Linked DNA regions of Homo sapiens: region 2 is linked to region 1. A link is an interaction called in ENCODE POLR2A ChIA-PET data of the cell type or tissue named here. Cell type or tissue: OCI-LY7. All regions are shown on one strand.

Region 1 (5,000 bases):
CCCAAAAAACTGTCAGATCTCATGAGACTTACTCACTACCACGAGAACAGTACTGGGGAAACGGCCCCCATGATTCACTTATCTCCCACCAGGTCCTTCCCACAACACGTGGGAATTATGGGAGTACAATTCAAGGTGAGATTTTCGTGGGGACACAGCCAAACCATATCAAGGAGAAATGGATGTTTGAGTGATATGCCGTCATCCCTGTGCAGGAGTTGGGAAAGAAATTGTTCCTCGCAGGCCTCTTTTGTTTGTTTTTTTGAGACAGAGTCTCTCTCTGTCGGGGCTGGAGTGCAGTGGTGCCATCTCGGCTCACTGCAACCTCCGCCTTGTGGGTTGAAGCGATTCTCCTGCCTCAGCCTCCTGAGTAGCTGGGATTACAGGTGTGTTCCATCACGCCCAGCTAATTTTAATATTTTTAGTAGAGACTGGGTTTTGCCATGTTGGCCATGCTGGTCTTGAGCTCCTGACCTCAAGTGATCCACCTGCTTCAGCCTCCCAAAGTGCCTGGATTACAAGCATGAGCCCCCAACCCCAGCCAGAGGGCTCTTCTTAAAGTTATAATTAACAGATGGACACGTAACTTCAGGCTTGATTAAAAATCCTGAAAAGGGCCAGGCACCGTGGCTCACGTCTGTAATCCCAACACTTTGGGAGGCGGAGGCACAACGATCACTTGAGCCTGGGAGATCAAGACCAGCCTGGGCAACATAGCGAGACCCTGTGTCTATAAAAATTTTAAAACAATTAGCTGGGTGTGGTGCATGCCTGTGGGCCCAGCTACTTAGGAGGCTGAGGTGGGAGGATTGCTTGGGTCCAGGAGGTTAAAGCTGCAATAAGCCGTGATTGCAGCCTCCAGCCTGAGTGACAGAGTGAGACTCTCAAAGAAATCCTGAAAGGAAAGTCAGCACCTTCAGTCACTTTGTGACCGGCCCAGAGGAACTGCCTTTGACTAAAGCAGAAACTCTTTATGCTTTGAGAATTGACTATTCTCCTCTACCTTTTAACAGTTATTGGAAGTGCAGCTGACCAGATAGATCCTGCAGGATGAGTGTCCTTCATTGTCTGTGCCTCCCATTTCTATTCCTGTAGGTGTTTATACGGGAGCTGATCTCCAATGCCAGCGATGCCTTGGAAAAACTGCGTCACAAACTGGTGTCTGACGGCCAAGCACTGCCAGAAATGGAGATTCACTTGCAGACCAATGCCGAGAAAGGCACCATCACCATCCAGGTACCTCCCTCAGTGTCCAGGCGTGTGGCAGGCCCGGCCATGCAGCAAGGACAGGATCCGCCTTCTAGTGATGTCTCGGGTCCCAGGGACGTACTGGCCGTCCGTACCACCAGGATAACTCTGGCTATAATTTAGTGTTACAGTAGCACTCATTCATTATAGAAAATTTTGGAAAAGCAGGTAAGCAGAAAAGAAGAAAATTTGAAATCACCCCATCATCCAGCAATAACTACTGGTAACATCTTAGCATATGGCCACACAGGGTTTTGGTATATGCAGGTATTAACATATCTAAACATATCTTATTTTTAATGTACTCTTTTCATATTTTTAACTGCGTTTTCCCCTCAAAATGCCGACGAAGCAGTGCTGTGGCTGCTGCTGTAGCCTTGTGGAAATTTTAAGGCTGAAAAGTTAGGCCAAAGAGGATCAGGTAGGGGCCCTGAGAGACATTGCATCCAAAGACAGCTGCCTCAGGACCTGTCATCCCAGGGTCACGGCGTCATTGCGGGGGTGTCTGTCTCTGTGGAGAGGTGGACAGACTGGCCTCGGTGGGATCTGAGTATTCCCTTTTAGGGTGCTGGCTTGCTCTGAAGGTCATGCCACATAAATGAATGCAGGCACGCGTGAATGAATGGACTTGTGAAGGGATGGCTGTTTTAATTAAAGGAGGGGCTTTTGTGAGGTGTCAGCTTTACGCACTCCCTCTTGGGTTTAGAGAATCCAGACTGAGCCCCGTGGTACGTGCCAGCTGTTTGTCATAGCCCTTGGTCATAAGGATTGGGTGGGGAGTGGGTTTCTTCTCTCCCTGCCTTTGCTGAGCTGGCCTGGCTGTGGAATGGGCCCTGTGGGCAGGGCTGCAGCGCCCTGTGCTTTCCTCCTGTTTTCAGCACAGAGGTTCCTTGCAGATGATTGAAAATGGATGTGCTGGGGCAAGGGGTCATGGGGACATGATTCTTGGTCTTTAGCAGAGGGGCCAGTCCTCATGTGCCAGTACTTCCTGGTACTAAGACCATTTATGTTACAATAATGATTTTTGGTTTTGTCTTTTGTCTTCTTTTTTCTTAAAGAACAGTTCTAGATTTACAGAAAATTTGAGCAGGTAATTTAGAGCTCCATTATATCCTTTGGGACCCAGTTTTTCTATTCTCAATAGCCGATGGGAGCGTCATGGTCCATTTGTTTCATCTTTTTTCCTTTTTTTTGGAGACAGAGTGTGGCTGTGTCGCCCAGGCTGGAGTGCAGTAGTGTGATCTCAGCTCACTGCAGCCTCCGCCTCCCAGGTCCAAGCAACTCTCGTGCCTCAGCTTCCTGAGTAGCTGGGATTACGGATGTGTGCCATGATGCCCAACTAATTTTTGTATTTTTAGTAGAGATGGGGTTTCACCACGTTGGCCAGGCTGGGCTTGAACTCCTGCCCTCAAGTGATCTGCCCGCCTTGGCCTCCCAAGTGTTAGATTACAGGCATGAGCCACCATACCCAGCCCATTTATTACAATTAATTAACTAATATTGATAGATTATTCTTACCTAAAGTTTTAGAAAAGGAAGCTTTCTTGTGGGGTCTCAGAGGTATTATGCCATTCCATCTCATCTACTGATATCTCAGCTACATTGCTTTTTGTTATTTTTAGGGGATTTTCTAGGGAATAAAATATGCAGCCTTAATTTATCACTGTCTAGCTTGAATTGATATTTAACACTTCATTGTAAGAATCTTACAACAGTATCATTCCGGTGGCAAAATCATCTTTTTCTTTTGATGTCAAATATTTTATGTATATACCTGTTGTAAACCCTCACAAATTCCTTTTTATTTTTGTTTGAGACAGAGTCTCATTTTATTGCCTAGGCTGGAGTGCAGTGGTATGATCTCACCTCACTGCAGTGAGGCCTCTGCCCCCCGGATTTAAGTGATTCTCCTGCCTCAGCCCCCCAAGTAGCTGGGTTTACAGGCACATGCCACCACACCCGGCTAATTTTTGTATTTTTAGTAGAGATGGGGTTTCACCATGTTGGTCAGGCTGGTCTCAAACTCCTGACCTCAAGTGATCTGACTGCCTTGGCCTCCCAAAGTGCTGGGATTACAGGCGGGAGCCACCGCGCCTAGTCTCACCATTTCCTTTTAAAATCACATTGTGCGGGTCGCCTGGCAACAGATGATTTCTGTCTACATCTGAAAAATCTATAGTTTTTTTTTTTTTTTAGTAAATATTTTAGAACAGATTTCAATTTTCAGAAAAATTTTAAAGATAGTACAGCGTTGCCATCTACTCCAACACCCAGCTTCCCTTATGATTGAAACCTTATGGCCGGGTGCAGTGGCTCACGCTTGTAATCCCAGCACTTTGAGAGGCCAAGGTGGGCGGATCACCTGAGGTCAGGAGTTCAAGACCAGCCTGGCCAGCACGGTGAAACCCCATCTCTAATAAAAATACAAAAATTAGCCAGATGTGGTGGTGTGCACCTGTAATCCCAGCTGCTCAGGAGGCTGAGGCAGGAGAATTGCTTGAACCCGGGAGGCGGAGGTTGTGGTGAGCTGAGATCGCGCCATTGCACTCTAGCTTGGGCAACAAGAGTGAAACTCGTCTCAAAAAAAAAAAAAAAGAAATGTTAGTATATTACATTGGTTACAGTTAATCAACCGGTATGGATATATTATTCTTAACACAAGTCTATTCAGGTTTCCTTAGTTTTTACCTCATGTCCTTTTTCTCTCCCAGCATCCCACATGACATTTAGTTGTCCTGGCCCCTTAGCTCCTCTTGGCTGTGACAGTTTCTCAGACTTTCCTTGTTTTTGATGACCGGGAAGATTTTTTTTTTTGAAATGGGGTTTTGCTCTTGTTGCCCACGCTGGAGTGCAGTGGTGTGATTTCAGCTCACTGCAACCTCCGCCTCCCGGGTTCAAGCAATTCTCTTGCCTTCAGTCTCTCGAGTAGCTGGGATTACAGGTATGTGCCACCATGCCTGGCTAATTTTGTATTTTTAATAGAGACAGAGTTTCTCCATGTCGGTCAGGCTGATCTTAAACTCCCGGCCTCGTGTGATCTGCCTGCCTCGGCCTCCCAAAGTGCTGGGATTATAGGCATGAGCTACCGCACCCAGCCTGACCTGGAAGGTTTTTATGTTTGTTTAGAGTCAGGATCTTCTTCCGTCTCCAGGTTGGGGTGCATTGGTGCTATCAGGGTTCGCTGCAGCCTTGACCTCCTGGGCTCAAGTGATCTACCACATCAGCCCCCTGTAGCTAGGGCCACAGGCACATGCCACCATGCCTGGCTAACTTTAAAAAAATTATTTTTTTTGCCAGGCATGGTGGCTCACGCCTGTAATCCTAGCACTTTGGGAGGCCGTGGCGGGCAGATTGTCTGAGCTCAGGAGTTCAAGACCAGCCTGGGCAACGTGGTGAAACCCTGTCTCTGCTGAAAATACAAAAGAAATTAGCTGGGTGTGGCAGCGTGTGCCGGTAGTCCCAGCTACTCGGGAGGCTGAGGCAGGAGAATTGCTTGAACTCGGGAGGCGGAAGGTGCAGTGAGCGGAGATCACACCACTGCACTCCAGCACTCTAGCCTGCGTGACAGAGCGAGAAATTTTTTTTTTTTTTTTTTTGTAGAGGCAGGGTCTTGCTTTGTGGCCCAGGCTGGTGTCAAACTCCTGGGCTCAAGCAATTTTCCCACCTTGACCTTCCAAAGTGCTGGGATTACAGATGTGAGCTGTTGTGTCCAGCCCTATGTTTTCTTCTAGAGGTTTTATAGCTTTAGCTCT
Region 2 (5,000 bases), 630 kb before region 1:
TCCAAGGAAGGACCCGGGCTTGCGAGGGGCAGCAGGAGGGAGACTCTCCCGGCCAAGGGAGGAGGCACCTTCCAAAGCCCTTCCTAGCAGCAGCCCCGGCGCGGCCGAGAGGAGGGGCGGCTGCCCCGGACAACTTCATGCCCAGGCTCCGGGTACCCCCCTCTCACCTCGCCGCACGCCCCCCACCGCGGCCGCCCAACTTCCCAGCTGAAGTTTGCGCCCGCCCCGGGCCCGGGCGCTGCTCGGCCCGGCCTCCAGACGGAGGGAAGGAAGGAGGGAGAAGAAAGACCGAGAGCTCGAGGGACCCGGCCGGGGAGCCGGCGAGGGAGGGAGCGCGCGAGCCAGCGAGCGAGCGAACGCGGGGGCCTCGGCGAGGGCTCACAATGGCCCGGGGCGCGGACGCGAGCGGGGGAGGAGACCCTCGGGCCCCGCAGCCCCGGCGCGACAGGCGGGCCCCCCCCCCCCCGCCCCGGCCCGGTCCCCACGGCGCGACGCCCGGGGGGCTTCCTACCTCAGCGGCGGGGGCGGTCGGGATCCGGGCTGCGGGCTCCGGCGGTCGGGGGGCGCGGGGAGCCGAGCGGGGGAGGGGCCGGGACGGGCGGGGGCCGGGGCGCGAGGCCTCACGGGGCGCGGGCTCCCCTGGCACGGCCGCCCGGCGCCCGGCCGCTCCGCCACATCTGCAGCTCGGGCAGGGAAGGTGGCCGCGGCGGCCGGGCCGTGCGGGGATGTCTTAGAGGGAGGGCGGGCGGGCGGGAGGAGGGAGGAGGGAGGCGGCGGGAGGAGGGCCCGCCGGCCGCGGAGGAGGGCGAGGAGGAGGGGCGCGGGGGGCGGCCTCCACCCCTCCCCTCGCTCGCTCGCTCCCTCCCTCCCAGCAAAACCCCTCTCACCGCTGCGGCCCCAGGCCCGGGGCGCCAGCTGCCAGGCGGGGCGTGCGCGTCGGGGGAGGGGGCGGCGGGAGCCGGCGCTGGGCCGAGGGAGGGGGAAGGGAGGGCGGCGCGGCCGCGGGGAGCGGGCACCGGGAGGGAGGGGTGAGGGAGGGAAGTGGGGCGCCGAGCCGCGCGCGTCCTCCTCGGCCCCATCCTCACGCCACCCCCCCCCCGCGGCCCCGCCCCCGGCCCGAGGGCAGCGCTAGGACACGGCCGGGAGGTGGCCTGGGGGGGCGGGGGAGCCCGAGACGTCCCGCCCTCGGGGAAGCCCGAGGAGGGGGCCGGGCGCGCGGGCCCAGAGGAAAAGCCCCGCAGACCGGGAAGATGGAGGAGGTCGCGGCGGCGGAGCGGGCGGGGACCCCTCGCCTCCTCCCGCGGGGTCACCTTGGCCAGGCCCCCCTGCGGCCCCGGGCGGCGGGGAAGGCGGCAGGAATGCCTCTCTGCGGGCCCTGATTTCTCCGCCCAGCCCAGTTCCAGGAACGCGCAGGCAGCGCCCGGCGGGCAGAGGTCCCGGATCCCGATGCCGGGCGGCGCAAACCAGTTTTCGGGGCCCGGCGCAACCCCTCACGCTGGTGAGACGGCGGGCGACTCCCTGCCGTGCCCTCGGTCTCAGTTTCCCTCACGGTAGAATAACGACGAGGCCCGATGCCGAGCAATCCGAGCTTCCGCTTGGTTCCTAGCTTGGTCCCAGCATTTGGGACCACCTGCGTCCACTAGCCCGAGCGCCGCGGGAGGTCTAGATCCCTCCTGGACATCAGCACCCTGCGCGGCGCCCGCGGCCAGGGCAGCGAGTGCAGTGAGCGGATACACGCGAGGGAGAAGCCCCGCACCCGGCCCAGCTGTTTTCTGCCTCGTGTTGAACCACAGACTCGCGTTCTTGAGTGTGTTTTGTTTGGGCTAATCCCGTGCCCCCCGCCCTGTTATCTTCTTGCTGCTCTGCTGTATGCTGGCAAATTGTAGTTCAAAAAAACAGCCCTCCTGCTGTTGGACACCCCCTCTTCCCAGCGCAGTTGGCCTTGAGGAGCCTAGGAGACGAAAAAGGCATCCCAGAATCAGCATCCCCTAGAGGTGAGGCATCTGACGCTGGTTTTAAGTCCGTCTTCATTCGTGCATTTGATGCTGCGGTCCCCGCCAGAGCCCGAAGCACGTGGCTCTTGATCACAAGGCATCCATGGCAGGCACAAGGCTTGGCACATAGTAGGTGCTCCTGGGCTGGTGCCCAGATGGACACATAGCAGGTGCTCATGGGTTATGTGGACACACAATCGATGCTCATTGCATTTTAAGAGAATGCACACATAGTAGGTGCTCATGGGCTGGTGCCCAGATGGACACATAGCAGGTGCTCATGGGTTATGTGGACACACAATCGATGCTCATTGCATTTTAAGAGAATGCACACATAGTAGGTGCTCAGGACGTTGTGGGTGAATGCACACATAGTAGGTGTGGACTCGTAATGGATGCTCATGTTTTGGTCTAATGAACACATATTAGGTGCTCATGACCTGTTGTGGAAATGGGCACATAGTAGGTGCGCAGGAGCTGTAGGTTGATACCTGGAAGGGATGTAGGAAGGCCGTTTGCCTGGAGCAAAGGCTCGGAAGTTGGCGATTTGGAGGTGACCTCCCCCAGCCTCCACCCTCACCTCACCCCGGTCTCCTGAGTGTGGATAATGTGGAGTGTGGCCGGGTTAAACATTAGCCGGGAGATGGGCCCCGGGGGAAGGCCAGTTTCGGGACCTAGCGCTTCCAGGAGGGGGCTATTAAGGGCCGACTCTCTGGGTCCGGCGACCTGTGCGGGCGTCCGGAAGGGCCGAGGCCGAGGCCCGCAGAGCGCCCCCTCACGGCGGCGGGAATCGCTGCGCTTCAGCCCGGAGCCCTGCCCTGCAGCCGACCGCATCCGACCTCAGGCAGGCAGAACTGCAGCCCTGGGGTCGAGGTGTGTAGAAAAAAGGTACAGGAGACGCTAGTTTAAATCTGTTAGCAAAAATGTTTATCGGTCGGGCGCGGTGGCTCATACCTGTAAGCCCAGCACTTTGGGAGGCCGAAGTGGGAGGATCCCTGGAGGCCAGGAGTTGGAGACCAGCCTGGGCAACATAGCAAGACCCCCACCTCCCACCTAGTCTCTATTATATTTTTTAAAAATTGGCTGGGCGTGGTGGCTCACGCCCGTAATCCCAACGTTTTGGGAGACTGAGGCAGGCAGATCACTTGAGGTCAGGAGTTTGAAACCAGCCTGGCCAACATGGTGAAACCCCATCCCTGCTAAAAATACAAAAATTAGCCGGGCATGGTGGTGCGTGCTTGTAATCCCAACTACTCAGGAGGCTTAGGCAGGAGAATCGCTTGAGCCTGGAAGGCATAGGTTGCAGTGAGCTGAGATCATGCCATTGCACTCCAGCCTGGGTGACAAAGCAGGACTCCATCTCAAAAAAAAAAAAAAGAAACTTCCAGTTCTTGGCAAGACCAGTCTTTCTTTTTTTATTTTTCTTTGAATTTTTTTAGAGACAGGGTCTCCTTCTCTTGTCCAGGTTGGACTGCAATGGCTCTATCCTACCTCACTGTAGCCTCCCTCCAACTGCAGGGTTCAAGCAAGCCTCCCACCTCAGCCTCCCAACGTGCTGGGATTACAGGTGTGAGCCACTTCCAGACCAGTTCTTTTTCTCTACCAGACATTTTATTTTTTTACTTTTATTTTTATTTGTATAAATAGAGACAGGGCGGGCACAGTGGCTCACGCCTGTAATCCCAACACTCTTATGAGGCCAAGGTGGGAGGATCACTTGAGCCCAAGAGTTTGAGACCAGCCTGGGCAATATAATGACACCCCAGACCTTTTTTTTTTTTTTTTTTTTTGAGACAGAGTTTTGCTCTTGTCTCCCAGGCTGGAGTCCAATGGTGCGAGATCTCGGCTCACTACAACCTCTGCCTCCTGGGTTCAAGTGATTCTCCTGCCTCAGCCTCCCAAGTAGCTGGGATTACAGGCGCTCGCCACCATGCCGGCTAATTTTTTGTATTTTTGCTAGAGATGAGATTTCACCATGTTGCTCAGGCTGGTCTTGAACTCTTGACCTCAGGTGATCCACCCGCTCCGGCCTCCCAAGAGACCACATCTCTTTACAAAAAATAAAAAGTTAGCTGGGCCTGGTGGCACACATCTGTAATCCCAGCTACTTGGGAGGCTGTGGTGGAAGGATCACCGGAGCCCTGGAGATCAAGGCTGCAGTGAGCTATATGATCATGCCACCGCACTCCAGCCCAGGTGACAGAGCAAGACCCTATCTAAAAAAAATAATAATAGCTGGGCGCGGTGGCTCACACCTGTAATCCCAGCACTTTGGGAGGCTGAGGCGGGCAGATCACCTGAGGTCAGGGTTTGAGATCAGCCTGGCTAACATGGTGAAGCCCCCCGTCTCTACTAAAAATACAAAAAGTAGCTGGGCGTGGTTGTGTGCGCCTGTAATCCCAGCTACTGGAGAGGCTGAGACAGGAGAATCGCTTGGACCCAGGAGGTGGAGGTTGCAGTGAGCCAAGATAGCGCCACTCTACTCCAGCCTGAGCAACAGAGCAAGACTCTGTCTCAAATAATAATAATAATAAGCTGGGTGTGTTGGCCTGTAGTCCCAGTTACTTGGGAGGTTGAGGCAGAAGGATCACTTGAACCCGAGAAGTGGAAGCTGCAGTGAGCTGAGACTGTGCCGCTCCAGCCTGGGTGACAGAGTGAGAATATGTCTCAAAATAATAATAATATTTAGAGATAGGTCTTGCCATCTTGCCCAGGCTGGTCATGAACTCCTGGTCTCAAGTGATCCTCCTGCCTCAGCCTCCCAAAGTGCTGGGATTCCAGGTGTGAGCCATCCCCAGCTCTTTCTCTCTACTGGACATTTTCATTATATGGATGACAACAGCACAAAGAAGTTCACTAACTTGTCCAGGGTTGTATAAGCTAGTAGGAGGCATAGTCCAGATTGCAGTCTCCATGTGTCTGCAGTCTGAATCCAAAGCTTGTGCTCTCTAACCCACTACTTCCCTGGAGCATCAGGTAGCTGTCGAGGTGGGGGACAGGCAGTGG

What was found. ChIA-PET counts read pairs that join two places held together with the same protein. Peaks named below come from ENCODE experiments on the same cell type or tissue, not always from the same donor. Only the 100,000 strongest peaks of a DNase experiment are listed, where the experiment ranks them.
Region 2: POLR2A ChIA-PET joins it to region 1 with 10 read pairs; 4 of 35 experiments call an interaction of 5 or more read pairs at or near these places.

Annotation. Positions count from the first base shown.
Region 1 is chr16:3,682,232-3,687,231 of GRCh38, reverse strand. It overlaps TRAP1 (TNF receptor associated protein 1), which reads left to right. Exons shown (of 18, transcript NM_016292.3): 4 at 1,096-1,236. Among named protein-coding and RNA genes, the nearest start is that of DNASE1, 30 kb to the right of the region's middle. In OCI-LY7, no CTCF peak of the experiment used is centred here; no DNase peak of the experiment used is centred here.
Region 2 is chr16:4,311,766-4,316,765 of GRCh38, reverse strand. GLIS2 (GLIS family zinc finger 2) reads right to left here and starts at 699. Exons shown (of 7, transcript NM_032575.3): 1 at 512-699. RefSeq lists enhancers at 1,559-2,071, 2,072-2,584 and silencers at 1,864-2,158, 4,121-4,352. In OCI-LY7, CTCF peaks have their summits at 2,558 and 2,764 (motif pointing left); a DNase peak (open chromatin) is centred at 2,755; H3K4me3 peaks cover 706 bases.